2 separate regions of the Homo sapiens genome follow, and region 1 is linked to region 2. Evidence: read pairs that join two places in POLR2A ChIA-PET (ENCODE). Cell type or tissue: Caco-2. All regions are shown on one strand. Each heading gives the region's core, and the rest is flanking DNA. Links, peaks and the distances in the headings are about the cores only. Region 1 holds the start of LOC105370188 (a long non-coding RNA gene). Region 2 overlaps SLC25A30 (solute carrier family 25 member 30).

Region 1 (15,972 bases), core at 2,388-4,887, 380 kb before region 2:
AGGTTGAGATTTGCATGGTACCAAGGCTTACATGCTTCAGAATAGATCAATGGTTATTGTATAAGTAATTTTATCCTAAAACATTATGACATTTTTTGTTTCTTATTGAGGGTAGATAATGTTAATATTAAACTACTAATAGGAGGCCCTTATCACTTCTCTTTTCATTTTTTCCATGCAGTGATAGGTATTATTAGAAAAAAGTTATTTCTTGAGTTACACCTAAGAGGAAGAAGTAACATGATGGAAAGTGGTTGGAGATAGCACCCAATTAACATCGACAGCCAAGTCTTCTATTTCAGAATATTGATTTATTTCGCTTTGGCTTTTGATGCCATCATGAGATTTAAGTCTGCAGTTTCAAAAGCTCATGCTACTTAGATGATTTTTGCAGCTTAAAAAATTGCTTGTGACTGCAGTATGTACACAGTTAAAAAGCTGTTCACTGCCCCTTTCAACCTTTTCATTTTGAGCTTTACTAAGAGAATGCTTTTAGGAACAGAATTCCTAAAGTGTAATTTTTTATGTATAAATAAAGTTTTATCTATATCTGAGAAGTTGTAGTATTTATTTTTGTTTTAACATTATTAGCTTTTCTGAAGCAGGCAGTATTGGTAAAGAGAATATTCTGTAAAGGTTTATTCCGGCCAACCAGATCATTGTAGGCTATTGTAAAAAACAACAACAACTTTAACTCCAACTCGCTTGCCAGGTTTTCATTATCTAATATAACTATACAGATATTATCTGTTTATTTAGAAACACAAGACAGACAAACTGGAAATGTTCTTGAGAGCACTGTGACACTGGGTTATAACCAAGATTCCATTGTTCTTCATATCACAGGACCTGTAACAGTGGGTAGGTTTTTTCTGGATTGTTTGAGTATGAGTTTCTTTGGTTTGGTTTGGTTTGGTCTCTCTAACTCCCAAATTGAAAGTGACCAAAAGAGATGCTTTGCAACATCAAAGCTAAGCATTGAATGATAGGAATCTGAACATGTAGGGTCAAAAAGAGAGCCTTTGCTTTCTCAGATCATTTCCCTATAATAAGTATTTCTGGAGGAACTTATATGTTTGTTCATTTATTCAATAAACATTTATTAAATGCCTCAGTGTATGCTAGGTGCTAAGAACACAATGGTGAACCAGGCAGGCATAGTCTTCCTCCCTGGGAGAAGATTCTGTGCTGGTCCCTTATAGGGTATTCACAGATAAGTAAAGCAGATTCCTTGATTTGTGATTTTATATTCTAGTGGGAGAGCAGAAAAAGATCTGAGTAAAAAAGATCAAGTAATTGCACATTGTTGATAGGTGTTAGAAAGAAAACACGGTAGTGAAAGACTAGAACAAGTAGTTGAGGATGGGAATTCTATCTAGTTAGAGTGATAAGAAGTCTCTGAAGATGTGTCATTTAAGCTGAAACCTAAAAAAATGAAAAGCTAGCAGTGTGAAAAGTGACTGATCACATATGCAAATGCCCTGAAGCTTTAGTTCTTTGGTGTTTGAGGAACTGCTCCAGTATGGCGGGTATATTGTGAGAAATATGATGGTTCAGGGTTGGGTCTTCATAGTGTCTACTGATACTATGAAGCCTATATAGGAACATCTAACCCAGTCCTGGGAGGTGAAAGGAAGCTTCCTAATGGAGAATACTTTTTTATTTTTATTTCTTTTTTTTTTTTTTTATTTTTTTTTTTTGAGACAGAGTCTCCCTCTGTCGCCCAGACTGGAGTGTAATGGCGCAATCTCGGCTCACTGCACCCTCCGCCTTCCAGGTTCAAGTGATTCTCCTGCCTCAGCCTCCTGATAGCTGGGATTACAGGCACCCGCCACCACACCCGGCTGATTTCTGTATTTTTAGTAGAGACAGGGTTTCGCCATGTTGGCCAGGCTGGTCTTTTTTTTTTTTTTTTTTTTTGAGACGGAGTCTGGCTCTGTCTCTCAGGCTGGAGTGCAGTGGCGCCATCTCGGCTCACTGCAAGCTCCGCCTCTCGGGTTCACGCCATTCTCCTGCCTCAGCCTCCCCAGTAGCTGGGACTACAGGCGCCCACCACCACGCCCGGCTAATTTTTTGTATTATTAGTAGAGACGGGGTTTCACCGTGTTAGCCAGGATGGTCTCGATCTCCTGACCTGTTGATCCATCCGCCTTGGCCTCCCAAAGTGCTGGGATTACAGGCGTGAGCCACCGCCCCCGGCCTCCAATGGAGAATACTTCTTAACCAAGTTATAAACATGACATTGGAGTTGGCCAGATGGTTCTTACACCAAAGGTCTACTCTGCTGGCCTTCCAGAATTGCCCAAATGTGTCTGAATTCACTCTTAGGCCCTTGCTCTGCAAACACCCTGTATGTAACTCCACTAATAACTGTCATTAGTTATCAGAACATTAATACATTGATCTGAACATTGAGCCTATACTTTATCATCAAAACCATAAATATTTAAGAATAGCTGTTTTTTTAAGAAGTTGTTGTAAATTACTTGTTTCCTCCTGGGCCTAATTATTGAGGGTTATTTACATTCTTTTTAAGAACTGAATAGCACCAGATGAATTCAACAATTATTAGTCAAGTCTCTAGAATTCTGGACATAGCAGAATGTTTTTACTTAGGGACTGAAAAATACAGTAGATCAGTCTGTCTCTTAATTTGTAATCCTTAAACTATTTCTATCAGAATCACCTAGGAGTTCATTTAAATGCAGATCTCCAGGCCCAAACCTATTGAATAGGAATCTTTGGGGTTAGAATCAGAGCATCTTCACTTTTAACAATTATCCCAGGCCATTCTTTGTAAATTCAAGTTTAAGAACCACTGCATTTATGGGCAGACAAGGTAGCTCACACCTGTAATCTCAGCACTTTGGAGGGCCAAGGTGGGAGGATTGCTTGAGGCCAGGAGTTCAAGGCTACCCTGGCCAACATGGTGAAACCCTGACTCTAAAAAGAAATTTAAAAAAATAATAACCACCGCACTTACATGTGTTCCTATAAACAATCCCCTCTCCTTTGTTATATGTTCTGTTTTCCTATTATATATTCCTAAATACATAATCACTTTACTTTGCATAGCAACAAACACCAGCACCAGCAATACTTGCCTCTTGAAGAATGGATTGTCACTTCTCTTGAGTGAATGCCTAAAAGCATTCACCCTTCAAACATCTACCAGCCAGTTGCTACAGTGATCAAGATTCTACTGCCATTGATAATTCAGTTTCATTGCACTTTGCCCTCTCTTCAGCACCTTTTAAAATAGATAAGTCCCTAAGAGGAATAGTCAGATTGTAGTTCCTTGTCCCTGGCTGACTTGGGGCCATTTAAGACTGAATGCCTCAGGAATGCAGAACATTGAAAAGGCAGGGAGCACAAAAAGGGAGCACTGGTGGGCTATAGATGATCTGCAAAGGATGGTCTCTACCTTATGACTATTTTCCTTGGGGGAATTAACCAGTTAATGTTACTTTGAGGTCTTAGATAACTGTGCTTTGGCAGCTAAGGTATTAACTTCAGAAGCAACTGAGTTTACTTTTAGATACCAGTTTCTGTATTTGCTGACAAAGAAAAGATAACAGTAGGTAAAAGAATGTTAAAAAGAAACAAAAGGCCAGGCACAATGCCTCACATCTGTAATCCCAGCACTTCAAGAGGCCAAGACAGGAGGATCACTTGAGGGCCAGGAGTTCAAGACCAACCTGGGCAACGTGGCATGACCCTGTCTCTACAAAAAAATAAAAATTAAAAATTATCTGGGCATGGTGGCATGGCATGCATCTGTAGTCCCAGCTACTCAGGAAGCTAAGGCAGGAGGATCACTTGAGCCCAAGAGTTCAAGGCTGCAGTGAGCTATGAACATGCCACTGCACTCCAGCCAGGGAGACAGAGAGACCCCATCTCTAAAAGAGAAAAAAAGAAAGCAATAAAATTCTGCAGAACTAGGTAGGAAAGACAATAAAAGCTACAAGGGTGCATCATTGTTTTGAGATCTAGACAAATTTCGAGAACCTATTCAAGAATATTGAAAAGTATTTCAAAGTTCATTTTCATATCTCTGATTACTTACCGCTGTCCTGCCCTTTAAAGCACTTCCATTTGTTTTCTTTATGATGGGGTAATGTTGGCCAAACAGGCTATATGATAAAGTATTTAGTCCTAGTTTTATCTTCATACAATCAGAGCTCTGAGATGAAAATAAACTTGTTCCTTTTTTATCACTAGGTACAAAACAACAAATGAAGTTGCTTATGTATATAATATGATGATTTTTGTCTTTTTAGGTAATGGCTGAAAGCAACACATTTTGCTAACCTAAGGATAAATAATACTATAATACCTAATTCACACTACACACTTAACAAAAGCAATTTATCATCAGCCTAAGATTGCTAATTTTTATAACAGGTACAGACATAATTAACTTAATATTGACCAGCAAATAAATCTAGAAATTGTGCTTATTCTTTAGTATTCATTTTAACTGAATTTAAATTAGTGTTTTTCCCTAACAGCCTTGTATATTGCTTAATAAAATTGTCATATTTGAAAACAGAGATTCTTAAAGTTTAAAATGCTTGCAGTCAAATGACAGTTTATCAATAAAGATTTAAAACTATCTTTTAACCTGTCAGTTTGTAAGATGCTAATCAATCCATTATACTGTGTTGCCTCTAAGAAAATGACATGAAAAGATGGTTTCAGAATATTTCTTTCTACCAGCAAATCATAAAGAGCTTTTTAAAATCACATTTATAGTCTTTCCAGTGAGCTTATGTGAACACACAGTGGGGCTGCATCTTTATTGAGTATTTACCAGAACTGAGTAATATCTAGGCTTAGGTGAATGGAAGGTGATAGTTGAACAAAAATGATGACCAATTTAGTCAGCAAAATCGATGTCTTTCCAACTTTGATGTGAATCAGAATCCCCTGGGAGCTTATTACAAACATAGATGCCCTAACCTTCCAGAGGATTTTGTTTTGTTTTGTTTTTTTGGAGACAGAGTCTCATTCTGTTGCCCAGACTGGAGTGCAGTGGTACACATCTTGGCTCACTGCAACTTCTGCCTCCCAGGCTCAAGCGATTCTCCTGCCTCAGCCTCCTGAGTAGCTGGGACTACAGGCATGCACCACCACACCAGGCTATTGTCTGTGAGTAAAGACGGGGTTTTCACCATGTTTGCCAGGCTAGTCTCAAACTCCTGGTCTTAAGTGATCTGCCCACCTCAGCCTCCCAAAGTGCTGGAATTACAGGTGTGAGCCACCATGCCCAGCCAATCAGAAGTTTTGATTCCATCTATAGGTTTGGGGTTGGGCCCAATAGATGGTTGGGCCGTCTATTTTGGGCAAGCTGCCCAGGTGATTCTGTGTACCCTGAAGTATGAGAATCCAACTTGGTTTGGTCTGAACATGACATTTCTAGAGGTTCTTAAAGCTTAAAATGTTTGCAGTCAAACCACAGTTTAGAGTCTAACATTAATAGAATCAAGATTAAGATTTCTAGAATCAAAGATGTTGGATGGTTGTCAGATTGTGGCCACTGAGCCTCTTGATTCAAAAGATAGAAGGCAAAACTCATTTTCCTAGGCTCCCTTGCTGCTAGAGCACAAGTATGTGGCCTGGCCTCTGCCAATCAGATGCACCCACGTGCAGTTGGTATTCCAAGAGATAAGGGAAGAAGTTGGCATTCCCAGAATCGTCTTCTGATGGGCATATTAGTGGACACGGACTGATCTTCAACAGCAGCAGAGGCGGCATGTCTGGCACCCAGTCCCAAGCATCAGTGGTGTCAACTGCTGTGGCTGTGAGACTGGGGTTTCTCTAGAGGAGCATTGCAGTGTGGGTGGATATATTCCTGCTTATATAACTTCTGGTCAGCTTAAACTAATCAGAGTATACTACTTTGTTTGCAACTAAGCCCTGACTAACATACGGAAGTTATACCATGCCAGTTAACCATGGTATAAACTTTGGAGACAGCAGCCTGCAGTCAATTCCTATGTAAACACTAGCTTTGTAAACCTGAGAAAGGTTCTTAACCTATTTCAGCTGTAATTTATTTGTCTCTTAAATGGGCAATAATAACTCACAAGATGTTACCAGGATTACATGAGATGACATATTTAAATAATTAGCACAAAATCCAGCAATAAATGATGGTGTCGTTATTGTAGCCCCCTGGCTATTAGATGCACTCAGACAACTCTGGTAAACAGGCTCACTTATTTCTTACAACCTCAGAAGATTCCTGTATTGGGACTCTTTGCAGTAAGTGATAGCAACTCAACTCAAATTGGCTTAATCAAAAAAAGATAGTTTATTCACTCATGTGGCCAGGCACAGTGGCTCACACCTGTAATTCCGGCACTTTGGGAGGCCAAGGCAGGAGGACTGCTTGAGGCCAGAAGTTCAAGACCAGCCTTAGCAACATAGGAGACCACGTCTGTACAAAAAATTTTTAAAAATTAGCTAGGGACCGGGTGCGGTGGCTCACGCCTGTAATCCCAACACTTTGGGAGGCCGAGGTGGGCAGATCACGAGGTCAGGAGATTGAGACCATCCTGGCTAACACGGTCAAACCCTGTCTCCACTAAAAATACAAAAAATTAGCCGGGCGTGGTAGCAGGTGCCTGTAGTCCCAGCTACTTGGGAGGCTGAGCAGGAGAATCACTTGAACCGGGGAGGCGGAGGTTGCAGTGAGCCAAGATTGGGCCACTGCACTCCAGCCTGGGCAACTGAGTGAGACTCCATCTCAAAAAAAAAAAAAACAAAAACAAACAAAAATTAGCTGGACATGGTGGTGTGAGCCTGTAATCTCAGCTACTTGGGAGACTGAGACGGGAAGTTGAGGCTGCAGTGAGCCATGTTGACGCTACTGGACTCCAGCCTGGGCGACAAGAGTGAGACCCCTTCTCAAGAAACTAATTAAAAATAAAAGATTTTTTTTTAAATAAAAATAATAAAAAACAAAAACAAGTTAAAAGGAAAAAAAGGAAGCAAAAAAAAAGAAAAAAGAAGATAAAGATTTATTCACTCATGTAATGAAAAGTCCAGACTGTAGCCCTGGCTTTAGGCACAACTGGATCTGGGTGCCCAAAATGTGTCACAGGATTCTGTCTCTCTTCCTCAGCCTGCCTTCCTTTGTGTGAATTTCATCCTCAGGTGGGCTTCCTAGACAGTGACAAGCTTGATAGCAGCATGTCTAAAGTGACGTTCTGCCAGTTTAACCAACCAGTGAAAAGAAAGCTGCTCTTTCCTGCCAAAGTCCAAGAACTGATGCTGATTGGCTCATCTTTGGTCACTTGTTCACCCTAAATCAATCACATGGACAGGAGATAAAACACCCAATAGCCCAGGCTAGTTCCTGTCTCTACCCATGGAGCCAAAGGGTGGGTTAAACTCTATCTAAACCACCTAGAACAAAAACTTGGCAGGGTAGTTCCCTAAAAGAAAGTGGAAATGTTATCATTGGAAACAAAGATTACACATACTATAAAGGCAAAAACATCTGATGCTATGGCTCCGTCTCACCTTTGATTCCCACCAGTTTTCTAATGAGAATACCAACATTGTGTTTACCAAACTGCGGTCTCACCCACCTAACCTGTCCATTCATCTCAGGTTTACCAATGTTAGCATCTGGCCATTGTGAACCCCCTTTTCATTAGATATCTGCTAGTCCTGTCTCATGGTTATGAATTTTCATGTGCAGAGGGGATGGGGCACATGCACACATCGACATGCTTCAGAGATGACTCAGCCAGGGTGGGTGCCACCCAGTAAGATGGCGTTGTTTCTAAAATGCCTGCTCCTCCCTCCTGATTTGCTTCCATCACATCCTCTGACATCAAGAAGTACATTTAGCACAAACAAGGTAGATGAGAAATGAGCTGTCACAGTTTATTCACCACATTCTGCTGCAATTTATAAATCACAGTACAATTCAAAATGATTTATTTAGCCTTTCCATCTAAAAAAAAAAAGAAAGGGAAATGAAAAAAATATGAAGGATTACCAGCTCCAACCCAATCAATAGCAAGGAAGCCTGCTTAACTCTGCCAATTAATCGTGTCTCTTGGATATGAGATGTCCAATGACAGGAGGCTTGGAGAGAGGTTAGCCAAAGTCAAAACCAGATTCACCGTCACTTCAAGCTCAAGGGGTCTAGAGTTAGCTGCTCCCAGCTAACCATTATCATTGGTTGAGGGCACTGGTAGGCCACTGGATTCCTCAGCTTGTTCTGCAGTTCTCTAGCCTCTGTGTACCACAATGTTTCCCTAAAGGAAACTGGAGGTATTGTTACCAAAAGAAGATAATGTATTCTGGGTAGGTAAAAACATAAAGAGGAAGAAAGAAACTACAATCAGTAAAAAGCCTGACATAGAGTAGTTCGAAAAGGAATTGTTAAAGCATTGTAGAGAGGTAGGTATTTAATAAATGGTTGTTTATAATTAGCAATCAAATGTGATGCTATAATCCTGCTGGCCTCCCATACATGGCCATTAGATAACTTGTAAATGTATTATTCTAAAGAGAATAGAAGGGCAGGCGTGGTGGCTCCCACCTGTAATCCCAGCACTTTGGGAGACAGAGGCAGGGGGATCACTTGAGGTCAGGAGTCCAAGACCAGCCTGGCCAAGATGGCAAAACCCCATCTCTACCAAAAATACAAAAATTAGCCAAACATGGTGACACATCCCTGTAGTCCCAGCTACTTGGGCAGATGAGGCAGGAGGATCACTTGAACCCAGGAGGCGGAGGTTGCAGTGAGCCAAGATCATGCCACTGCACTCCAGCCTGGGTGACAGAGCAAGACTCTGTCTCAAAAAAAAAAAAGGGAAGGTATTTTTTTTCTTACATAGGTAAATATCCCTAAATGAGCTTTGTTTATACTGCCTAGTAAGCAGTTGAACTTCAGTGTGAGCAATAATGACATTAATTTAGGCATTTAATAATACAAATTATACCTATTAGAGTGTGAGTTTTGAGTTCTCAGTAATAATGCAAAAAAAAGCGGGGGGGGTGTAGCTATAGCCAAAAAAAAAGCTAGTAGAATATTGGATAATAGAAGAGAGAAAAGAAATACAAAAGAAAAAAAAAAGTGCTACACTTGGACAAACCTATGGTGGATCTATCTAGAAAACTGTTTCTTGGCTGGATGCAGTGGCTCACACCTGTAATCCCAGCACCTTGGGAGGCCAAGGCTGGTGGATCGCCTGAGGTCAGGAGTTTGAGACCAGTGTAGCCAACATGGTGAAACCCTCATCTCTACTAAAACACAAAATTAGCTGGGCATGGTGGCTCACGCCTGTAATCCCAGCTACTTAGGAGGCTGAGGCATGAGAATCACTTGAACCCAGGAGGCAGAGGTTGCAGTGAGCTGAGATCGTGTCATTGCATTCCAGCCTGGGCGACAGAACAGGACTCTGTCTCAAAAAACAAAAACAAAAACCTGTTTCTTATTCTAGTTTTGATACCTCAAGAAAAAACATGGTAAGAAAAGAAGTTCTAGAGAACAACTGAATTGATGAGTAGTTCTTGTCTACAAATATTTATCGAGCTTCCACAATGTGTGAGACTGGTCTGGAGATAAATATAAAAGACATGGTCCTCAGCTTCACAGTCCAATGGGAGAGACAGAGACACAGAAATAGCTCTAATTATGCAATGTGGTGAGCAGAGAACAGAGATATGCGCAGGACACTGATTGAGGTCACAGAGGAGAGGCACTAGGAATGGCTAGAGATGAGCTGAAAACAGACAGAACGAGAGAGGAATACAAAGTGGCCTGTGGGTGTTGTTGCTGCTGTTGTTATGTGTACATTCAGGAGTGAGAGAAGCCAGTTTGAAAAGAAGAAGCAATGGAAGGGGAGAGCTGGAGTAACTAAGAGAGAAAACAGATCCAACGGGAAGGCTAGAGTTACAGGATGATGTATAGTGGGTTGGCCCAGAATAAACAGGGAGAGGGGCCCAACCTCCTCCAAACCCAGAGAAGAGCAGATAAAGATGGTTATGGGCAGTGATAAGCTTGGAAGTAGAGGGCCAGAAAGTTAAGGGAGATCAGACCTGGCATATTCAATTTGTTGGAGTAGAGGTTTTTAACCTTTCAGGATGTTGACAATCTGATGAAAACTACCAATGTTTTTCTCTCAAAAAGGCACATTAGGCCGGGAGCCATGGCTCACGCCTATAATCCCAGCACTTTGGGAGGCCAAGACAGGAGGATCACTTGAGCCTGGGAGTTCGAGACCAGCCTGGGCAATATAGTGAGACCTCATCTGTACAAAAAAATAAAATAAAATAAAACTGCCTGAGGGTGGTGGCGCATGCCTGTGGTCCCAGGTACTTGGGAAGCTGAGGTGAAAGGATCACTTGAGACCCAGAAGCAGAGGCTGCAGTGAGCCAAGATCACGCTACTGCACTCCAGCCTGGACAACAGAGCAAGATCCTGTCTCAAAAAAAAAGAACATTACCCAAATTTTAACATATAATTTCAGTTTCTCAACCTGCTGAATCCCAACCACAGACACCAGGCGGAGAGCCTGCATTCTACCCAGGTAAGACAGGTCATTTGCTGACAGTAAGGAATTGGGGGGACACGGGGTGCTTAAAGATTTGGAATAAACACTGCAGCCCAAGTGAGAGGGACCAAAACAAAGACAAGCAGATGACAGAGCTAAAGTTCCTGGCCTGGGTTAGAAACCGTAGTGTGACATGTCTGTCAGCACAACTGTGCCAAGGTGAATTGCAGCATTGATCCAGGCTGGGAACTTAAGAGAGTAGAATGCCCATTAGGAACACTGAAGTGATTAACACAAATTCCAGAGCAGGTAGTGAAGAAGACAGCCCAGGAGGGGACTGACAAACTGGGAGAGAGGGCTTTGTGAGCTGGAAGGGATGCTACCTCACATTATACCAAAAACTCCTGGAAAAATGCAGAGCTCCTACCTCCTCCCTTGCTGAGGTAGGCACAGCTGTCAGCTCTTTGGATCTCTCACTAATTGTCATAACCCATCTTCCCTTCACGGTCCCATCTGGGTCTCCTCTGCACCTCTCCCTGACCACTTGCTTTTCTCCCTCCACATACAAACATGCTCAAGGCTTTCCCACATTCAAAAACAAAAGAACAGGAACATTGAACCTTCCTTCAAAGACAAGGTTAGATGGACTTAAAGCTCATCTGCTGGCCAGGCACAGTGGCTCATGCCTGTAATCCCGGTACTTTGGGAGGCAGAGGCGAGCGGATCACCTAAGGTCAGGAGTTCAACACCAGCCTGACCAACATGGTGAAACACCATCTCTACTAAAAATACAAAATTAGCCAGGTGTGGTGGTGGGCGCCTGTATCGCAGCTATTCAGGAGGCTGAGGCACGAGAATCACTTGAATCCAGGAGGTGGAGGTTGCAGTGAGCCAAGATCACGCCATTGCACTCTAGTGTGGGCAAAAAGAGCGAAACTCCACCCAAAAACAAACAAACAAACAAACAAAAAACTCATCTGCCATAGAAAATTCTGAAACAGACATATATATAAAGATAGCATTTCAAATCAGTGGGAAAAAAATAGATTACTCAATAAATGGTGTTGAGACTACTGGGTAGACATGTGGGGGAAAAAAATACATTAGATCTCTGTAAATCAAAATAAACTCCAGATAGATTAAACCTTTCTTTCCCCTGGGGCAGAGTCTCGCTCTGTTTCCCAGGCTGGAGTGCAGTGGCGCCACATCAACTCACTGCAACCTCCGCCTCCCAGGTTTAAGCAATTCTCCTGCTTCCGCCTCCCCAGTAGTTGGAATTACAGGCGCACGCCACCACACCTGGCTAATGTTTGTATTTTTAGTAGAGACAGAGTTTCACCATGTTGCCCAGGCTGGTCTTGAACTCCTGACCTCAAGTGATCCACCTGCATTGGCCTCCCAAACTGCTGGGTTTACAGGCGGAGCCACTGCAACTGTATCACATATATATGATACAAAATAAAAGTCTTTTCGGTAATGTTGAAATTGGCAAGAACTTTCTAAGAATAACATAACATCCAGAAGCCCTAAAATAAAACATTGATAGGCCGGGCAGGGTGGCTCGCGAGGCAGGGTGGCTCGTGCCTGTAATCCCAGCACTTTGGGAGACCCAGGTAGGTGGATAACCTGAGGTCAGGAGTTCGAGACCAGCCTGACCAACATGGAGAAACCCCGTCTTTACTAAAAATACAAAACTAGCAGGGCATGGTGGCGCATGCCTGTAATCCCAGCTACTCAGGAGGCTGAGGCAGGAGAATCGCTTGAACCCAGGAGGCAGAGGTTGCAGTGAGCCAAGATCACACTATTGCATTCCAGCCTGGGCAACAAGAGCAAAACTCCGTCTCAAAAAATAAAAATAAAAATAAATTTAAAAATAAAACATTGATAAATTGGTATATATTAAAGAAAAATTCTGCATAGAAAGCATAATCAAAAGACATGAATATTTGCAACTCACATCACAGACAAAAGCCTAAGTTCTTAGCATTTAAACAGCTGATAAAAATAAGAAAATAAAAAAGAACCAGCAAGCTAATAGATAAATGGGCAAAGAATCTGAACACGATTCACAAAAGCAGGTAGTGGGAAATTGGCTCTCTCATGCATTGACAGTCAAATATAAATTAGTGTGGCTTTTTTGTTTTTTTTCTTTTTTAGATGGAGTCTCGCTCTGTCTCCCTACAGTGGCGCGATCTGGGCTCACCACAACCTCTGCCTCCCAGGTTCAAGCAATTCTCCTGTCTCAGCCTCCTGAGTAGCTGGGACTACAGGCACGCACCACTGCGCCCAGCTAATTTTTGTATTTTTAGTAGAGGCGGGGTTTTACCACATTGGCCAGGCTGGTCTTGAACTCCTGACCTCGTGATCTGCCCATCTTGGCCTCCCAAAGTGCTAGGATTACAGGCGTGAGCCACCACACCCGGTGGTGTGGCCTTTTAAAGCCCATTAAAAGAGGCCTGGTTAAATACATTGTTACCTCCATTCTACCTCTATTCTACACTGCTATTTAAAAGAATGAGTCAGTTCTATATATCCATCTCCAAGATATAATAAGAATACTGAAGTGTAGAATCATGTGTTACCAAAAAAAAAAGTAAGGAGGGCCTACTCGGTGCTCTCTCCACTTGGATGATCCGCGAGCACTTCAAACACACACAGCAGGACCAAAGGATAATTCAATATTTGCTTTAAATCAAAATCTGCCTATAGAAGCAAAGAATATCTCTGGGAGAAGGCACAAGAAACCAGTAAGTATAGCTGTCATATTCCAACCTCTTCCCCTAATATTCCCTCTTTCTATGAATCAGAAGCACAGACAACAAAGTCGCCCAATCCAGGGCCGGAGAGTCATTCTGGAACTTGGTTAAGAACGTAATGCCATAGAAACAAATCTGTAAAATTCAAATTTGATGACATTACTCACCTACTTAAAGTCATTCATTTCTGCCACCCTCCTCACACCCCTTCCCTCCCTCCCCCTGCCCAGTGAAGAGCCTGTTCCTGCAAGGAGGTGCCTACCATCTCTGCTCTGGATGCTTGCAAATGTCCCGAAGAGGCTTTCGTATGTGGTCTAATACTGATAGCTGCTTCTCAGGTTTTTCCGCCAGCACTGTCTGTGTACCTGCTTCTGCCTGAAGAGCTGTTTGGAAGGTAGCAAGCATATGAACCTAAATGAAGACAGGAATTACTACATGTTATTCTCTGGTTTATTTTGATGACAAAGTCCCCCTACTGATAAAACATTGCATTATTTCATCTTTCAACCTTGAGGGACAGAATCCTTGAAGACCCAGCTCAAAAATGTTCTCTAGCGCCGGGCGCGGTGGCTCATGCCTGTAATCCTAGCACTTTGGGAGGCCGAGGCCGGCAGATCACGAGGTTAGGAGATCGAGACCATCCTGGCTAACACGGTGAAACCCCGACTCTACTAAAAATACAAAAAAATAGCCAGGCGTGGTGGCGGGCGCGCGCCTGTAGTCCCAGCTATTAGGAAGGCTGAGGCAGGAGAATGGCGTGAACCCGGGAGGCGGAGCTTGCAGTGAACCGAGATCGTGCGACTGCACTCCAGCCTGGGCGACAGAGCGAGACTCCCTCAAAAAAAAAAAAAAAAGGCCCCTAGCTCGATAGCTTACACAGCTTTCCCAGCCAGTAGGTCACCCCACTGTCATTCTTCCATTAGCTCTTGGGACTGTTATGCGCTGTTTACTTGTTTTGCAACGGATTATGAACTGCGTGAAGGCAATATCCTATCTTTTGTATTAGTATTATTTCTAGGGCCTAGCTGAAATATAATAGATACTCAGTGAACTTTGTAGGAGGGAGGGAGGGATGGATACATTAAAAGAAATGGAGAAAGTCTTCTTAAATCCTAACAGTACAAACTTGAGTTCTTTTCTAGGTGAGGTAGACCTGGAAATGTTAGCGATTCCACAAGGCGGCACTAGAGTTCCACCTGTCTCCCTCCGCCGAGAAAAGCCGGAGCCAACTAAGTCTTGCCCCGGCTGGTACCTTGTAGCAGATGCCTGCTTTAGCCGAGTAAGCCAAGAAAAATGATTTGAATGAGGACTGAGGGAGGAATGAGTGCAGGGAGGCCACAACACTGTTATGGTAAAGAAATGATCATTTTAAAGGGACTTCAATAGAAAGCCCCCCACCCCCATCTCTGGACAACATCCTACTCCTAGCGCTGGGAGCCATGTATCCAAACAATAGGGTATTCTTTTCTCAGTCCAGTTTTTCCGCCTCCTCTAATTAAGCAAAACACTAAGGCTCATAAAATATTGGGTTATCATTCTAGCTCCACAGTATTTCCCAATTGAGTGCTCTCTTCCTTATTCCATGATAGATCACAGCTGTCACAAATATTACCATTTCCTCCTTGGTAACCTCCCAAGAGGTCACTGAAACTTTCATCCTGGACCTCTGAACCCTAGATTTCTGTGTAGGCTGACAAGAAAGAAAAAAAATCCTTTTAAATTTCAAATATATATGTAACTCCTATGAGAGACCTGGAAATGTAACCATGGAAACCAGAGCATGAGTGTAACCATGGAGACCCATTGAAACCAGCTGGGCCATTACCATCTAGAAGCTGGTGGGGATGTGGCAATTAGAAGGACTGTTAGCCCTAGTTAATGTGGTCAAGTGATGTCAATTGTTTAGGTGAGTGTTTTACAGACATTTAAGTAATTTCTGGGTACTGCCAATGCTTTAAAATGTTCGACAGAAGGCCTTTTCATAGGACTTCCTATGTTAGACTAATTTCTGAAGGATCCTCCACATCTTTCTCCCCAACCCTCTTACCACACCTCCAGAGTCATGACTTAATCAGTCATTCATTCAGCAGACACACGCTAATTGCCTTGTAATCACCTTGGTGTGCTGGGCACTACTGGATCCCATCGTATACATTATATAATATGGTGTATATACAGATATATACATTATCTGTATATATCCCAGTTCATATACATTGTCTGTCCTAGCAGCTTTAATGCCCAGGCAAATCCTGAATAAAAGGGTCCATTTATCAAGAGGCTTCTTTACCAGAATCTGTCAGAATTTGGGTTTGTGCTTTCAGTAAGTGAGATGAGAACTAGACTTCTTTCATTTTGAAGGAAATGTTCATTATTCCAATGTCATAGAAGTCCTTCACAAAGTCAGACCATTCTCTCCGTCCCATTTCTTTTCTTCTTTCCCTGTGTGCATTACAACCCCATCACTCCTCTGGCAACCACAGGTTCAAAGGCCTTGATGACAGTTTGTCAGGGGAGCTGCTTTGTTGTGTGTTTTGAACACCAGTGTGGTGAAAAGGTAGAGTGCAGTGTCAAATCACCTGTGCCTGCCACTTACCCGTGTGTCACCCTAGACAAGCTATTAAACCTTCCTAAGCCTCAAGTTTCCTCATCTATAAAGAGGAAATAAAACCAATCTCTTTAGGTTATTCAGTGAC
Region 2 (15,972 bases), core at 12,383-14,882:
TGCCTCGGCCTTCCAAAGTCCTAAGATTACAGGCGTGAACTACTGTGCCCAGCCTGTTGTTACATTCTAAAAAGCAAATAAAAGAATGTAAAACATGATCTTATTTGTGTAATAAAGTTCATATAATACACTTTTGTAGACATATTTGCATACACGTAGAAAACGCCTGGAAGATACATATCAAACTGTTAACAACAGCTGCCTATGTAGAGGAATAAGGACTTCTACCTGGTCCTGCTTCACTTCTGCATTGCAACTTTTCAAATATAAGAATATAATACTTTTATAATAAACTTTCTTTAGAATTTCTATAATTTTTTAAAAAAAGCCATGAACATACAGGAAGTGGGTATACACAGTGTCTCCCATCAGGCCTGAGAGAATAAGATGCTTCTTGGTGATGTCATAGACCGGCAGCTCCACACCAACAACAATAGCAGCCCTCTGCGCAGTAAGGGACACACCCTGGGTAAAAATATTAACAATAAAAATGATTCTGATATGCCTCTGTAGAACAAGCCTTGCAAATGTGCAAAGGTTCTAATCCATAAACTATGATCAAGGTTTATCTTTTCCTCTGGGGAGGCAGAAATGTAGAGTGACAGAGCGGAAAAGATCACAGAGCAAGAACTCAAAAACTCTGAAGTCTAATTCTGATGCTGGCATTAACTATATGACCTTGGGCCAGACTTTGGCCAGGACAAGTCACCTCTCAGAGCCTCCAGTTTCCTTCTATGAACTGAGAGATCACACTGGATGATCTTTAGGGGCTATTCTATGAACTGACAAGTCATTAGAATACTAGGAAATAACACTCTACACCACATGCTTGCCTAATAACACAGACTTCAGTTACAAGCCATGAAATTGTATGGATCAAAACACCCAATGGAACTGTAACCTAAAATCCTTCTCCATAAGAATTTAAAAAAAAAAAAAGAGCAAAAGACCAAACAACAACAAAAAAAGTGCTTATCCTTCACACAATATCTTATACATAAATTATTCAAAAGCAACTTTAAAAATCATGACATAGGCCAGGCGCAATGCCTCACAACTGTAATCCCGGCACTTTGGGAGGCCGAGGCAGGCAGATCACCTGAGGTCAGGAGTTCGAGACCAGCCTGACCAACATGGTGAAACCCCATCTCTACTAAAAATACAAAAATTAGCGGGGTGTGGTGGCGCACGCCTGTAATCCCAGTTACTCAGGAGGCTGAGGCAGGAGAATCACTTGAACTCAGGAGGTGGAGGTTGCAGTGAGCCAAGATCGTGCCATTGCACTCCAGCCTGAGCAACAGGGCAAGACTCCATCTCAAAAAAAAAAAAAAAAAAAAAAATCATGACATATTCCTTATATTCCCATTTTATAGATAGGGAAATAAAGAAAGATATTTTCATGGGCAGAAGATGCCACTCCTCTTCCCTTACTCCATTACGACACTTGGATTAAAATTAAGTGATAGAACAAGTAAATTCAAAAAAGGAAAAAAGAACTAAATAAATCAGTTCGATCCATCCTTCTGGCTTACCTTCCACAGTCCTCTTGTCCCCTCTTGCTGGTAAATGTTCATGAAGTTGCCTATCATTCCTCCTTGAATGGTGTTGCTTTGCGCTTGCATCCGAATCTAGAGATTATTTTAAAGACCAACATCAGAAAGAAACTACCACAATCCCACCCACAACCAATGTATACCTCTGACAGTCAGTCCGTCAGTCAGTTGCTTAATAACCATTAGCAAGGAAAAAACTGTCATATAAATACTGCTATGATGCTACCTTAAAATGACTAAAACGTATAAAAATTTATTCTTAGGAACTCTGAGATCTCCAAAAAGCATCTAAGAGAGTCCAGAGTCCTACGTACAGCAGTTCATTAAATGTCAAAAGGAGAAACTGATTTTTGTGAAAAAAGTCTTTCTAGGATAGAAAACAGCATACTTCCCTACTACTATATAGGTGAGAGAAAAGTTAATTTCAAAGGTTTAATCTAATTAATGAGTTATCCAGTGTACCTGGCAGCACGAAGCACAGGCAAGCATAGTTCTTAAATTAGCTGCTCCAAGCCACTACAGTCTCCAGCCAGCTGAACCAAAAGGTATGCAGGCGAGCTAGCCAAGTGACAGCCACATGATACCTGTTACACTCTGTTACACTTTAATTAGTGGAATCCACATGACCAAGATTCCAACATAAAAAGAATGTTTGATGTAGCTCTTTGCATTTTTAAGAATGAAGAAAGATTTTTTACTACAAAATGTGTACCTTATTTTTGTTTAGGGAGCAAATACGTTACCACTAACTTCTAAAAGAACTGTTATTGCCACACGAACGTGGGAAAATAAACCAAGATACAGGAACTGCCTTCCCATAAGGCCTAAGATATAATTAAGAAATTAATGAGAGTACGAATATTTTTCTCTAGCTCTCTTACCCCAACACTGGTAAACTTATGGCAAAGGTACCTTGTATTTCTTCCTTACCCACGAGGTCCCTTTGCTACAATGCATATATAACTGTAGTGTACCCAGAATACTGCAGATGGCTGTAATGCTTGTCAGAATCCCCTATTAGATTGAAGGCTCTCTGAGGGCAGGGTCCTTGTCTTACTCATATTTGGATTCTAACCATGGCGTATACCAACTGGTACAAGATAGAAGCATAGAATACTAGTTAAATAGTGGGGCAGAAAAAGAAAAGAGGGGAAGTAGGAAAGGAATACTCTGTGGGGTTCAAAAAGTAAGTCATTCCTAATTTTTATTTTATTTAATTAGTTGCTTCCAAAAAAGGATTTAAAGATGCTCTATCCCTAGTATTTTCAATAAGGTCTCCTAATGTGTTATGTAATCTAATTGTAGTAATTAAATTTTTTCATCTGTATTTCCTGAAATAAAATTTAACAAAGAAGATGCAGGCCAGGCACGGTGGCTCACACCTGTAATCCCAGCACTTTGGGAGGCCAAGGCGGGTGGATCATGAGGTCAGGAGTTCAAGACCAGCCTGGCCAAGATGGTGAAACCCCATCTCTACTAAAAATACAAAAATTAGCTAGGCACGGTGGCAGGTGCCTGTAATCCCAGCTACTCAGGAGGCTAAGGCAGGAGAATCGCTTGAACCCAGCAGGGTGGAGGTTGCAGTGAGTTGACATCGTGCCACTGCACTCCAGCCTGGGCGACAGAGTGAGACTCCATCTCAAAAAAAAAAAAAAAAAAGATGGATTCAAAAATAGTCATTAATGAGCAGCCTAGATCTGTGCAAAACTTGCAGTCCATCTATATTTAATGAACCAATAAAACAAGGAACATTTTCCGTGAAAAACGAAAATGAAATGCAGTCCAAGCCTAAATAATTTTTTCTCCTCAATCACCGAAATCTTTGTCTCCAAAATGAGCTCTGCTTTTGAGCTCATCTGTATAAGTGGAAAACCCACCTCATGGACCTTTAAAAGTTAGTCTTCATGGCACTTAAATTATAAACAGATTCACATATACACAGATGTTACATTCACAGATTCCATTACCCGAATGTTGTTCTCAATAAGAAAATGTGGAATGTGCCTATAAGATATAGATAGCACAGCTTACTTTCAAAACATCAGTTGGATTAGCAATGGTTGAAGATATGACTCCAGACAGAATTCCACATATCACATTTATCGGTAGAGTTTCATCTGTAAACAATGACACATTATTTGACTCTACATATTTAGAGTTCTTCCCGTGAGAAACTCAACTATAGGTCTAACTTATTTACACATTACTTGTTCACCTTAAGATGTAAAAACATATGCTTCAGGCCGGGCATGGTAGCTCACATCTGTAATCCCAGCACTTTGGGATACCAAGGTGGGGAGATCACTTGAGGTCAGGAGTTTGAGACCAGCCTGGCCAACATGGTGAAACCCCGTCTCTACTAAAAATACAAAAATTAGCTGGACATGGTGGCAGCTGCCTGTAATCCCAGCTACTTGGAGGCTGAGGCAGGAGAATCACTTGAACACAGAAGGTGCAGGTTGCAGTGAACCAAGACCACGCCACTGTACTCCAGCCTGGGCAACAGACCAAGACGCCATCTCAAAAAAATAAAAGTATGTTTCATGAATCAAGTAATTTTAAAAGGATTAGAAATTTCACTAATGAAGGAATTTTGCTTTGCAAAATTTATTGATATCTAAATGTGATTTTATTTTTTTTCTCTTGAGATAGGGTCTCACTCTGTTACCTAGGCTGGAGTGCAGTGGCACAATCACAGCTCACTGCAGCCTCGACCTCCTGGACTCAGGTGATCCTCCCATCTCAGCCTCCCCAGTAGCTGGGACTATAGGCGTGCACCTCCACGCCTGGCTAATATTTTGTATTTTTTGTAGAGATGGTGTTTCACCATGTTGCCGAGGCTGGTCTGGAGCTTCTGGGCTCAAGTGATCTGCCCGCCTCAGCCTCCCCAAAGCACTGGGATTACAGGCACGCGCCACCGCACCCAGCCCCAGTTCACATTTATGTATAAATTCAGACCATCATAATTAAGATGAGCTATATCTGTTAGGACAATAATTCCTATGAGATAACATGACGACTTATTTGGCACAGAAAGTTTTTAAAGCACATCGTATGTATTTAGTTTGAAATATCCTGAAGTATTTCCAAAGCATCTTAGCTCTTGTTCACCACTCTTACATAATAGTGTCTGGTACTCATCCCATTGTGAAAAGAGATGAAGATGGACAGTTCTATGGATCAAAACAAAGCCACAGAACCAAAAAGCCAGAGTATTAGCATTCAGTGTTGTTAATATTAAGAAATGTATTCACTGTTTTCCTGAAAAATAGATGACAATTCATATGATTTTAGCAAATTTTAAGTTGGATGGAATAGTAACAACACATCCCCTGGTCTAGGCATTTTGGAGATGGGGACAACTAATTAAAATGTTTGCAGAGATGGTTCCTTTTCATTATTTCTCCCCTCAATTGAGTTGATAACCAACTTGCTTTCAGCACAATTAACTAAGACTTTACACCCAGAGTTCTTGTAGCAGTAGGAAAGTCACAAATAAGCTGAAGAAAACCTGCTCCAAAACCACTTGAATAAAAAGACAGACAACCAACCTCCTGTCCACAGTGGAAAACAGATTCCCCACTCACCTTCTGGGCGTTCAATGAATAGTCGCTTCAAGCTCTGGTAAGTGCCTATCTTGATGGTGCCATAGGATGCCTGGCGTAACATCGCGGGGGCAATCCTGTTAAACCAATGTACAAAGGGACAAAAGCAATCTAAAAATCACTTAACATCGGCTAGGCAACCCACATGCAGAGTGCCATCCATAATCAAACTACATTCTCTAAAACAATTTTTTTTTTTTGAGACGGAGTTTCGCTCTGTCACCCAGGCTGGAGTGCAATGGCTTGATCTCAGCTCACTGCAACCTCTGCCTCCCGGGTTCAAGCGATTCTTCTGCCTCAGCCTCCCGAGTAGCTGGGAATACGGGCACCCGCCACCACACCTGGCTAATTTTTGTATTTTTAGTAGAGACGGGGTTTCGCCATGTTGGTCAGGCTGGTCTTGAACTCCTGACCTCAGGCCTCGGCCTCCCAAAGTGCTGGGATTACAGGCATGAGCCACTGCACCCGGCCTCTAAAACGATTTCGTAAAATTCAAAATCCAACAAAAACACAGGTGGGTCCAGATGTGCAAATTATTAGCTCACTAAGTGAAAGCCTAGCCCCTCATATTTATTCTCAATGAAAATGTAAGTGAAGAAGTTCAAGACAGAATCAGGAAAAACAAGCCTACTTTCCTCCATCCGATATGCCTGTCCTATTATCCTCTCCAAACCACAACCACGTTGTGGCATGGACACTCCCCGGGTGTCTTTCTGCATTTCCCCACTTCCTTCTTGAATTGCAATCAGGGTTTCTGCTGCCCTCACCCTCAAAACTCCCCTCTTCAAGGTGACCAACTGACATCTTTGTTGCTAAGTTAAATGAGGCTTTTCAAGTAGGATCTTGTATAAGCTCTTTGCAGTGTGTGCCACTGTTTACCCTTTGTCCTACTTGTAGCTGTCTCCTCCCTGTTCTGCTGTAGCATCACCCCCTCTGACTTCTTTTCTTTTCTCTACAGCATCCTACCTGTGTCTGCTGGGGTTCCCCAGAAATCTATCCTATGCTTCTTCTCTCCTTACTGTACATGTTCCCTGTGTGAGCTCACCTACTCCCAAGGCTTCAACTGCCATCTAAAGGCTGGCCAGGCACGGTGGCTCATGCCTGTAATCCCAGCACTTTGGGAAGCCAGGGCAGGCAGATCACTGCACCTCAGGAGTTTGAGACCAGCCTGGACAACATGGCAAAACCCCATCTCTATAAAAAATATAAAAGTAGCGCCAGACACGGTGGCTCACACCTGTAATCCCAGCACTTTGGGAGGCCGAGACGGGTGGATCACTTGAGGTCAGGAGTTTAAGACCAGCCTAGACAACATGGTAAAACCCCGTCTCTACTAAAAATACAAAAAACTGGCCGGTTGTCATAGCTGGTGCCTGTAATCCCAGCTACTCGGGAGGCTGAGGCAGGAGAATTGCTTGAACCTGGGAGGCAGAGGTTGCAGTGAGCCTGGGCAACCGAGTGAAACGCCATCTAAAAAAAAAAATTGTGTGTGTGTGTTTGTGTGTGTGCAGCTAGGTGCAGTGGCTTGTTGTGCCTATAGTTCCAGCTATGTAGGGGGCTGCAATGAGAGGATCACTTGAGCCTGGGAGGTAGAGGCTGCTGTAAGCCATTTTGTGCCACTGCACTCCAGCCTGGGTGACAAAGCAAGACCCTGTCTCAAAATAAATAAATGAAAAATAAAATAAAAGACTGATGACTCCAAATCCATGCTTCCAACATGGATCCAAAGACACATTTCCAATCTTCCAAGATTCTCCATTTAGATGTCCTGTGTATACCTTCAGATAGGGTCCCACACTGAACTACTTCTCTTCCTTCTCCAAACAGTCATCTCTCCTCTTGTGTTTCCTAAACCAGGACATGGAAGCTCCAGCTACACACTGGCAAAAACCACCAATTGAGACATTAGTCTTGGCTCCTCCTTCCCTTCTACCCGCTTCATGTATGGAAACCTCATATTAGGTCACGTAGTGCTATCAGTCCTACACCCTAAATAGTTTTCTAGCCTGTCTTCTTTTTCCTCATCCCCAAAACCAATTCAGATCCTCATCTAGTCTTCCTACATGACAGCCCTGCTTCTAGTGCTCCCTGTCTCTTAATTCTTTCTCTCCATGGCAGGCAGGTGATGTTTACAATGTAAAGCTGATCAGGTCCATCCTCCTACTTAAACACTTTCAGTGGCTTCTGTCTGCCATAGATATAGCAAACTCAAATGCTGACAGGTACCAAGAAAGCAGATGCCATGAGTGAATGATCCAGGCTGGGTCGAACTGCACACACATATACTATGTGAGTGACAGAGGTTTTGTAAACCAGAGACAGTATCCTTCACCCCAGCTACTACTGTCATAACTGAATGAATGTGGGCCTAATGTTGATTTCTCTCAAGAAGATGGAGTCCCAGATTTTTATGTGCAATTTCTCATTTTTAAAATATTGGCTCAATTAAAAAAACAAAAACCTCTGGGGATTGGTGGATCCATGGCAGGGCTGTGGGTCACCAGTTTGTGCTGTGGTGTACTGGAGAAAATCAAGATGCTTAGCGTGACATGAGGCTGTCCACGTTCTGTTCCTGCAGGTATTCTGATATAGGTCTCACTCACTATCCAGTGCCTACAGAATACTGTTCATTAAATACTGAAAGACTGGAAAGTAGTTCACTGCAACTCTTATCAACATCATATAATTTTCATTATGGCAAAAACCTCCTTAATTCAGAATATCTAAGAAAAAGAGCTATTTTCAAAGCATGAAAAACCGAACAGAATGTTTTTAAACAAACATAATTTTTTATTGTTGTCTGTCTGTACTTGAATATAGTAAAACAGTTTCACCAAAACATCTGCTGCATAATATATATACTTAGAAATTAGAGTTGAAATTAAAAGTGAAAAATCTGTCATGCTATTTGTTCTTTTCAAACACACCTCAAACTTTTTACTTGTGATCTGTGCAGTCTTGGTCTGAAGTCTATACCCATGTGAAACAGTGAACAGTGACACAGAAATGCATGAAGGCCTACTCACCCCGAGTAGAGTGCTTTCAGCCCTTCTTCTCTGCCTATCCTCACTAATGCGTGCAACATTCCTCGGTATCTAATTTCCTTAAATTTTGCATCATTCGTCTGGCCTTGAATCTGGAGCCGTGTCTTGGTTAAATCAATTGGAAATGTACCTTAAAATTTAAAAAGAAATTCACTTAATAAAAAGAAATTCCACTAAATAAAGGATACGTAGTGATATATTACTGAGGAAACATTCAGACTACAATATAAACTAAGAAAGTGATTAAGAAATGGCACTTTGCAATCTTGTTTATATTTTTAAAAATTGAGGAATCAAAAGATTAATAAAACCCAAAAAATGCATAGATATATTTTCCTTTCTTTATCTTTTTATTTATACCTCATCTTATTCTACACAGGATTTGGGTAGGCTGCATTGTTGTAGAAAGCAAATACGTGGTATGATTTACCTAAACAGGAAATCCATTGAAAAACATAAGTTACTATTCTGTATATAAATGAAGGTTAAAATGGGGTTGAATGTGAACAAAGAGGTAAAAAAAGTTCATTTTCTAAAGTGGTTTTCCACTTGGGAGAGTGTTTTATAGTCTAAAATTAATCTGGCTAGGCACAGTGGCTCATGCCTGTAATCCCAGCACTTTGGGAGGCTGAGGTGGGCGGATCACCTGAGGTTAGGAGTTCCAAACCAACCTGGCCAACATGGTGAAACCCCGTCTCTACTAAAAATACAAAAATTAGCTGGGCGTGGTGGCAGGCACCTGTAACCCCAGCTACTCAGGAGGCTGAGGCAGGAGAATTGCTTGAACCCAGGAGGCAGAGGTTGCAGTGAGCCGAGATCACGTCACCATACTCCAGACAGGGTGACAGAGTGAGACTCTGTCTCCAAAATAAAATAAAATAAATCTGATAATGCAGATAAATATGTTAAATACTGTACCTAACAAATAGTCCACCCAAATATATAAAACCCATCCTCAGACAGTAACCTTGATTCACTGTGTCAATGGGAAAGCCCACCAGCACAGAGAGCCTAAGCTGGTGAGTGGGTGGTTACCACGGCTCATCCAGCTTACCCACCTTGGCCTCAATTCTCCCCAGTCCCACAGGGGCAGTATTCTATCCTTGGACAGCAGTGACTGAGCCCTGGAAGCAATGATGTGTCCCCAACCCAGCACAGGGCATTCAACAGCTGCTCAATCAGTGTTTGCTGAATGAATGACTCCAGAGAATAAACAAACAGGATCTGATGTGGAACCCAACCGATGAGGAAGTCACAAATGGGAACTGGATAATGTGCATCATCAGAAAGTGACTAGATAACTACAGTCCATCTCATCTGGCTCAGGGAACACCCTTGAGCTTCTCAAACCTCTTTACAGCCAAACAGGTTAACAGTGGCAAAGCTGGGGGAAAGGACAAGGAAAACGGACAGACACAATCCAAAAATGATTCATAAAACTTGTGTTTGAGGCTGAGCATGGTAATAATCCCAGTACTTTGGGAGGCCAAGGGAGGTGGATCTCTTGAGCTTGGGAGTCGAGACCAGCCTGGGCAACATGGCAAAACTCCATCTCTAATAAAAATATAAGAATTAGCCGGGCGTGGTCGTGCACATCTGTAGTCTCACCTATAATCCCAGCACTCTGGGAGGCCGAGGCAAGTGGATCTCTTGAGCTTGGGAGTCGAGACCAGCCTGGGCAACATGGCAAAACTCCATCTCTAATAAAAATACAAGAATTAGCCGGGCATGGTGGTGCACATCTGTAGTCTCACCTACTTGGGAGACCCGGGTGGGAGGACCGCTTGAGCACGGGAGGCGGAGGCTGGAGTGAGCCGAGATCAGACGACTGCACTCCAGCCTCAGCAACAGAACCAGACCCTGTCTCAAAACAAAAAATTTTAAAAAACTTGTGTTTGGTCAATAGGATCAACTTTCTCTCCACTAAACTTCGAACCCTAAACTGCTAATAGCAGCCAAAATGACTATTTTGTCTTAAAAAGCATTACCAAAAGAAAACTTTCTTTTTTTTGAGACTGGGTCTCACTCTGTCACCCAGGCTGGAGAGTGCAGTGGTTCACACATGGCTCACTGCAGCCTCGACCTCCTGGACTCAAGCAATCCTCCCACCTCTGCCTCCCGAGTAGCGGGGACTACAGGCCTGTGCCACCACACCTGGCTAATTTTTTTTTTTTTAATAGAGGTGAGGTTTCACTCTGTTGCCCAGGCTGGTGTCGAACTCCTGGACTCAAGAGATTCCCCTTCCTCAGCCTACTAAAGTGCTGAGATTATAGGCGTGAGCCACCACACCCAGCTAACAGACATTTTGAATTCTGAGACAAACATTTCATCATCTCACATTCTACACTTGAACTACATTCACATCAAACACCATCACATACAGCAGGCTACGTGATCCACCACCCTCAGGTCCTTACCGCACTCAGCAGTGATGGAGGCCAGCCCCCCGTACACAAACGGCTTCCAGTTGAGGGCTGACATTCTCACACTGTCTCTTCTTTGATTTATAGAAACATTGCCTCCAGTGCTGTTTTTCCTGGACACAACAATAAGATATTATCAAGCTGTAACTTCTCACACAGGCAGTTTCTTCTCCAAACTCTTCCCCTAGGTTTTATTTGGAGAGTGCTATCACCAAAACCCCTGCAGCAATTCCCAAGGGGAGCCTCCCCTTAATAAAGCAAAGCACCCCTATTTCCTCAACCTCAAATCAACAATTTCCAATCTTACTTTATCAGTGATCTTAATTTTTACTGTGACCTCAAGAAGTAATCAGCTACTTTGATACCTTGGTATGCGTGTATGTATTCAGTGTAGTGCAGCGGAAGCTGTTCTCTGGGAAGTCTATTTTATCTTAAATCTATTCTTCATGCAATAAGTATTTGCAGCAGCCATGATGGCTCACGCCTGTAATCCCAGCATTTTGAGAGGCCAAGGTAGGAGAATTGTTTCAACCCAGGATTTCAAGACCAGCCTGGGCAACACAGTAACACCCTGTGTCAAAAAAAAAAAAAAAAAAGTATTTGCTATTCGTTCACTGCTATCTTAGTGAGTCCTTACTGGGGGTGGGGGGGTGGGGTGGGGATCACATCCCTCAGGTGCACTGCAGCAGACAAATGTTGCAAACTTGTGTCATAAGGTAAAATGACAATTACTTAAAATTACAAGCTACTTCTTTTTTTGTTTTTTTTTTAAGACAGGGTCTCACCCTGTCACAAAGACTAGAGCGTAGTGGCACAAACATGGCTCACCGTAGCCTCAACCTCCTGGGCTCATGTGATCCTCCCACCTCAGCTTCCCAACTACCTGGGACCACAGGCACACACCACCATGCCAGCCTAATTGTTTTATTTTTTGTAGACTGGTCTCTAACTCCTGGACTCAAGTAATCTTCCAGCCCTAGCCTCCCAAAGTGCTGGGAAAAGAGGTGAGAGCCACTATGCCCAGCCACCACAGGCTACTTGTAGTCTACATTCTATAAATATCGGCTCACTTCTCTTAGCCTTATTACGTTACCAGCTGTGAGGCAGTTTGGCATGAGGAAAGAGGCTGACTCTGGGGTCAGAGCCACCCCACACCCTTCCTAGAGAAGTTCCTGCTAACCTGAGTCTCGGTTTTCTTCTTCGCCAACACCATCATCACCACAGCAGGCAACACAACCAATTAGGGGGACATCCATACTTTTATTCACTAAGTTAAATAAATGTCAAGCTGTAGGCCTATTGTGGGCATTAAGCCATATATATTTTAAAGACACTCACAAATATTGCCCTCCATCTTCCTTTTCCATAATAAGACCTTGCTCACTGTGACATGTACTTATGTGCCACAGCTAAGGCCTTTCACATTCATGACATGTTCTGCAGTTGTATGTAATTAGAGCTGGTAAATGTGGCCTCACACCCCTTAACAGGAGACTCATATGACTAATACTTTTGTATATATACTATCAACTATAGCTACTGTTGGTTTAAAATAAAATTTCTAACTTTTCAGTCATTATTGGCAAGCAATATGCCAACATGTTTACTTTGCCTGTGTTTAGGAATTTCCCAAGTCTCCTTTTCCCAGGAGAGGACTACCACAAGTCACCACTGCCCAGAATATCAGTTTCCAACACTAGGACCCCCCATCGGGCACCTTGAATAAATCTATTAATCATTATTCCTTGTTTATGGATATTAACCAAATTCATAGCAGTTACAAATGAGTAAAATAGAAGGTTCTGTAAGAATGAAACATGAAAACCACTGTATGTTTTTAGGTATTTCAGTACTAAGGAGCAAGCCCTCTCCCAAAAGACTCCTCTCATCTCCCTATTATCTTTGAAAATATTTAATAACTGCACTTAAGTAATTCTTAGCCTTATTAAATTCATAACTCATATAATAGTTAAGATTGTAAGAGACTGTAAGAACCTATTAATAATAAATCCAATAATTCATTTACCACCCAGTACTAACTTCCTTAACCCATTCTTAGACCTAGCTGATTGCAGATTAAAAAGCAAAACAAAGCCAGGTGTAGTGGCACGCATCTGTAGTTCCTGAAAGGATGGCTTGAGCCTAGGAGTTCAAGACCAGCCTAGCCAACAGAGTCAGACTCCATCTCTTTTTTTTTTTTTTTTGAGACAAAGTCCCACTCTTGTCCCCCAGGCTGGAATGCAATGGCTCAATCTCAGCTCACTGCAACCTCCACCTCCCAGGTTCAAGTGATTCCCCTGCCTCAGCCTCCCAAGTAGCTGGGATCACAGGCATGGGCCACCATACCCAGCTAATTTTGTATTTTAATAGAGACAGGATTTCGCCATGTTGGCCAGGCTGGTCTTGAACTCCTGACCTCAGGTAATCCACCTGCCTTGGCCTCCCAAAGTGCTGGGATTATAGGCCTGAGCCACCGTGCCTGGCCAGCTAGTTAAGTTTTAATGAGATTTGGCTACTTTTTCCTCTGTCGGTTTTGATATTAAGTTTTCAGTTGGTTAGGTTAAAATCCAGAGGCTCTGGGTTAATACTAATATGCAAATACTTAACTAGAGCTAAAAATGTGATGGAATTGCTTCTTCATAGTTTTCAATCACATGGGATGAATCACATGCCCATTCATTCAGAAGTACCACCAATAAAACTTTTCTACAAATTAGTGTCCACTCCTGGATCAGCATCCTATAAGCAAGTACTTCTATTCAATTACGATTTTTAAAAGTTAGCTAGTCAGGAGGTAAAAACAACTTTTTGGCCTTTCTCTTCCTTTCCAAAAGGTAGGACTAGATCCCTAAGCAGTTAATATTACTGGAACTTATCAAGTTAATGTTTGCTGAGTAAAAGAATAATTTGGCTTAAATATGAACTAGAGAGCCGCAGTACATGGGCAAACATCCAAATAAGGAAAAGGGGGCGGGCGCAGTGGCTCATGTCAGTAATCCCAGCACTTTGGGAGGCCGAGGTGGGCGGATCACCTGAGGTCAGGAGTTCAAGACCACCTGGCCAACATGGCAAAACCCAGTCTCTGCTAAAAATACAAAACTCAGCCAGGCATGGTGGCGGGTGCCTGTAATTCCAGCTACTCAGGAGGCGGAGGCAGAAGAATCGCTTGAAACCGGGAGGCGGAAGTTGCAGTGAGCCAAGATCTTGACACTGCATTCCAGCCTGGGCAACAAAAGCGAAACTTTGTCTCAAACACACACACACACATACACACACACACACACACACACACACACACACACACGAAAACGGTTCTAGTTAGGACTGGAATAAGTAAGTAGATGTCCACTAAGCTGTACTGGCCACAGCAAGCTGTGACAGGGCTATAAGTATCTTAGGCTGAAATCTCTGTTCAGTAAACTAACCCATTTCTTTGTTTTGGAGCTCTTTCTGAAGGGAAGTCTCGTGAAACACTTCCTTGAATTCCAAACACAGTTGTTTGGAAAAATCCCAACTGGATCTACAGAAGTCCCAAGGCTGACAAGCCAAGACAGTTAGAGAGATTAATGTGTCCTTAGCAGTCAATAGTGTCTGGGCAGCATCTCGGGGAAGGAATTACAACTTTGCAGAAATTCCAGTGTCGGGCAGTGGCTGTAGATCACTTCTGATTTGACAGTCCTCTTACAGCCATGTTCTCTAAGCCATGCTAAAACCCAGTAATTCCTTACTTCTCCTTGCTGCGTTATGAACATAATACTAACACTAGCAGTCATCCCTGAATACCTGCTGTTAGGCATTGCTATACATTTTCTTCACAGTCCTATGAAAGAGGTATCATTATCCACATCTCACAACTAAGCAAACAGCCTCAGAGAAGAAAAGTAACTTTCCCTGGTCAAAGCTACCAAATATTCAAACTAAGGTTTCTCTGAAGGATCACATGACCCTTCCTCTAGATAGTACTTTGCAGACACTATCTTCCAAGGGCTGTTAAAAAAATATTGGTGGGGGGCAGGGCAGGGAATTCTATACATTCAGAATAAATATAGAATTTTCCAGCAGAGGAAATAAAAAATTTTATTTTTAAAAATGTTAGCTGTTGGCCGGGTGTGGTGGCTCAAGCCTGTAATCCCAACACTTTGGAAGGTGGAGGAGGGTGGATCACTTGAGGTCAGGAGTTCGAGACCAGCCAGGCCAACATGGTGAAACCCGGTCTCTACTAAAAATACAAAAATTAGCTGGGCATGGTGGCAGATGCCTGTAATCCCAGTTACTCGGGACGCTGAGGCAGGAGAATAGCTTTGAACCCGGGAGGCAGAGGTTGCAGTGAGCCAAGATGGCGCCACTGCACTGTGGCCTGGGTGACAGAGCGAGACTCCATCACAAAAAAAAAAAAAAGAAAGAAAGCTGTTGGTGCCTGGCTGAATAATTTTTTTTTTTTTTTTTTTTTGAGACTGAGTCTCGCTCTTTCACCCAGGCTGGAGTGCGGTGGTGCTATCTCAGCTCACTGCAACCTCTGCCTCCCAGGTTCAAGCAATTCTCCTGCCTCATCCTCCTGAGTAACTGGGATTACAGGCACGTGCCACCACGTCCAGCTAATTTTTGTATTTTTGGTAGAGATGGGGTTTCACCATGTTGGTTAGGCTGGTCTCGAACTCCTGACCTTGTGATCTGCCTGCCTCCGACTCCCAAAGTGCTGGGATTATAGGCATGAACCACGGCGCCCGGTCCAAATTTTTTAAAGTTAAAAACAAAACAGGCCGGGCACGGTGGCTCATGCCTGTAATCCTAGCACTTTGGGAGGCCGAGGCGGGTGGATCACCTGACGTCAGGAGTTCGAGACCAGCCTGGCCAACACGGTGAAATCCTGTCTCTATTAAAAATACAAAAATTAGCCAGGCATAGTGGTGGGCGCCTGTAATTCTAGCTATTCGGGAGGCTGAGGCAAGAGAACTGCCTGAACCTGGGAAGCGGAGGTTGCAGTAAGCTGAGACCGCACCACTGCACCCCGGCCTGGGCAACAAAAGCAAAACTCCATCTCAAATAAATAAATAAATATATAAATAAATACAAAAAAAAGTGAAAAATACAAAGTAAAAAAACAACAACAAAAATGTTAGCTGGGCTAGTCACACATACCTGTAATCCCAGCTACTTGGGAGGCTGAGGCTGGAGAATAGCTTGAGGCCAGGGGTTCAAGACCAGCCTGGGCAACAGAATGAGACGACCACCTATACTAAAAAAATCCAAAACATTATCTAGGTATGGTGGTACGCGACTCTAGTCCCAGCTACTCCGCAGGCTGAGGTGGAAGGGGCACATAAGCCCAGGACTTCAAGGCTGCAGT

What was found. Peaks named below come from ENCODE experiments on the same cell type or tissue, not always from the same donor. Only the 100,000 strongest peaks of a DNase experiment are listed, where the experiment ranks them.
Region 1: POLR2A ChIA-PET joins it to region 2 with 10 read pairs; 2 of 35 experiments call an interaction of 5 or more read pairs at or near these places.

The regions. Positions count from the first base shown.
Region 1 is chr13:45,033,055-45,049,026 of GRCh38, forward strand. LOC105370188 (a long non-coding RNA gene) reads right to left here and starts at 14,960. Exons shown (of 3, transcript XR_941935.2): 1 at 14,889-14,960; 2 at 13,539-13,687; 3 at 13,112-13,411. LOC107984596 (a long non-coding RNA gene) reads left to right here and starts at 15,093. Exons shown (of 3, transcript XR_001749861.1): 1 at 15,093-15,182. It also overlaps a transcript of GPALPP1 not described here. In Caco-2, for the core only: no CTCF peak of the experiment used is centred there; DNase peaks (open chromatin) are centred at 3,347 and 3,614.
Region 2 is chr13:45,400,743-45,416,714 of GRCh38, forward strand. SLC25A30 (solute carrier family 25 member 30) reads right to left here. Exons shown (of 10, transcript NM_001010875.4): 2 at 10,620-10,738; 3 at 8,185-8,332; 4 at 5,141-5,235; 5 at 3,585-3,670; 6 at 1,533-1,628; 7 at 341-465. The coding sequence starts at 10,683. Among named protein-coding and RNA genes, the nearest start is that of SLC25A30-AS1, 9.4 kb to the right of the region's middle. RefSeq lists a silencer at 11,952-12,246. In Caco-2, for the core only: no CTCF peak of the experiment used is centred there; a DNase peak (open chromatin) is centred at 13,779.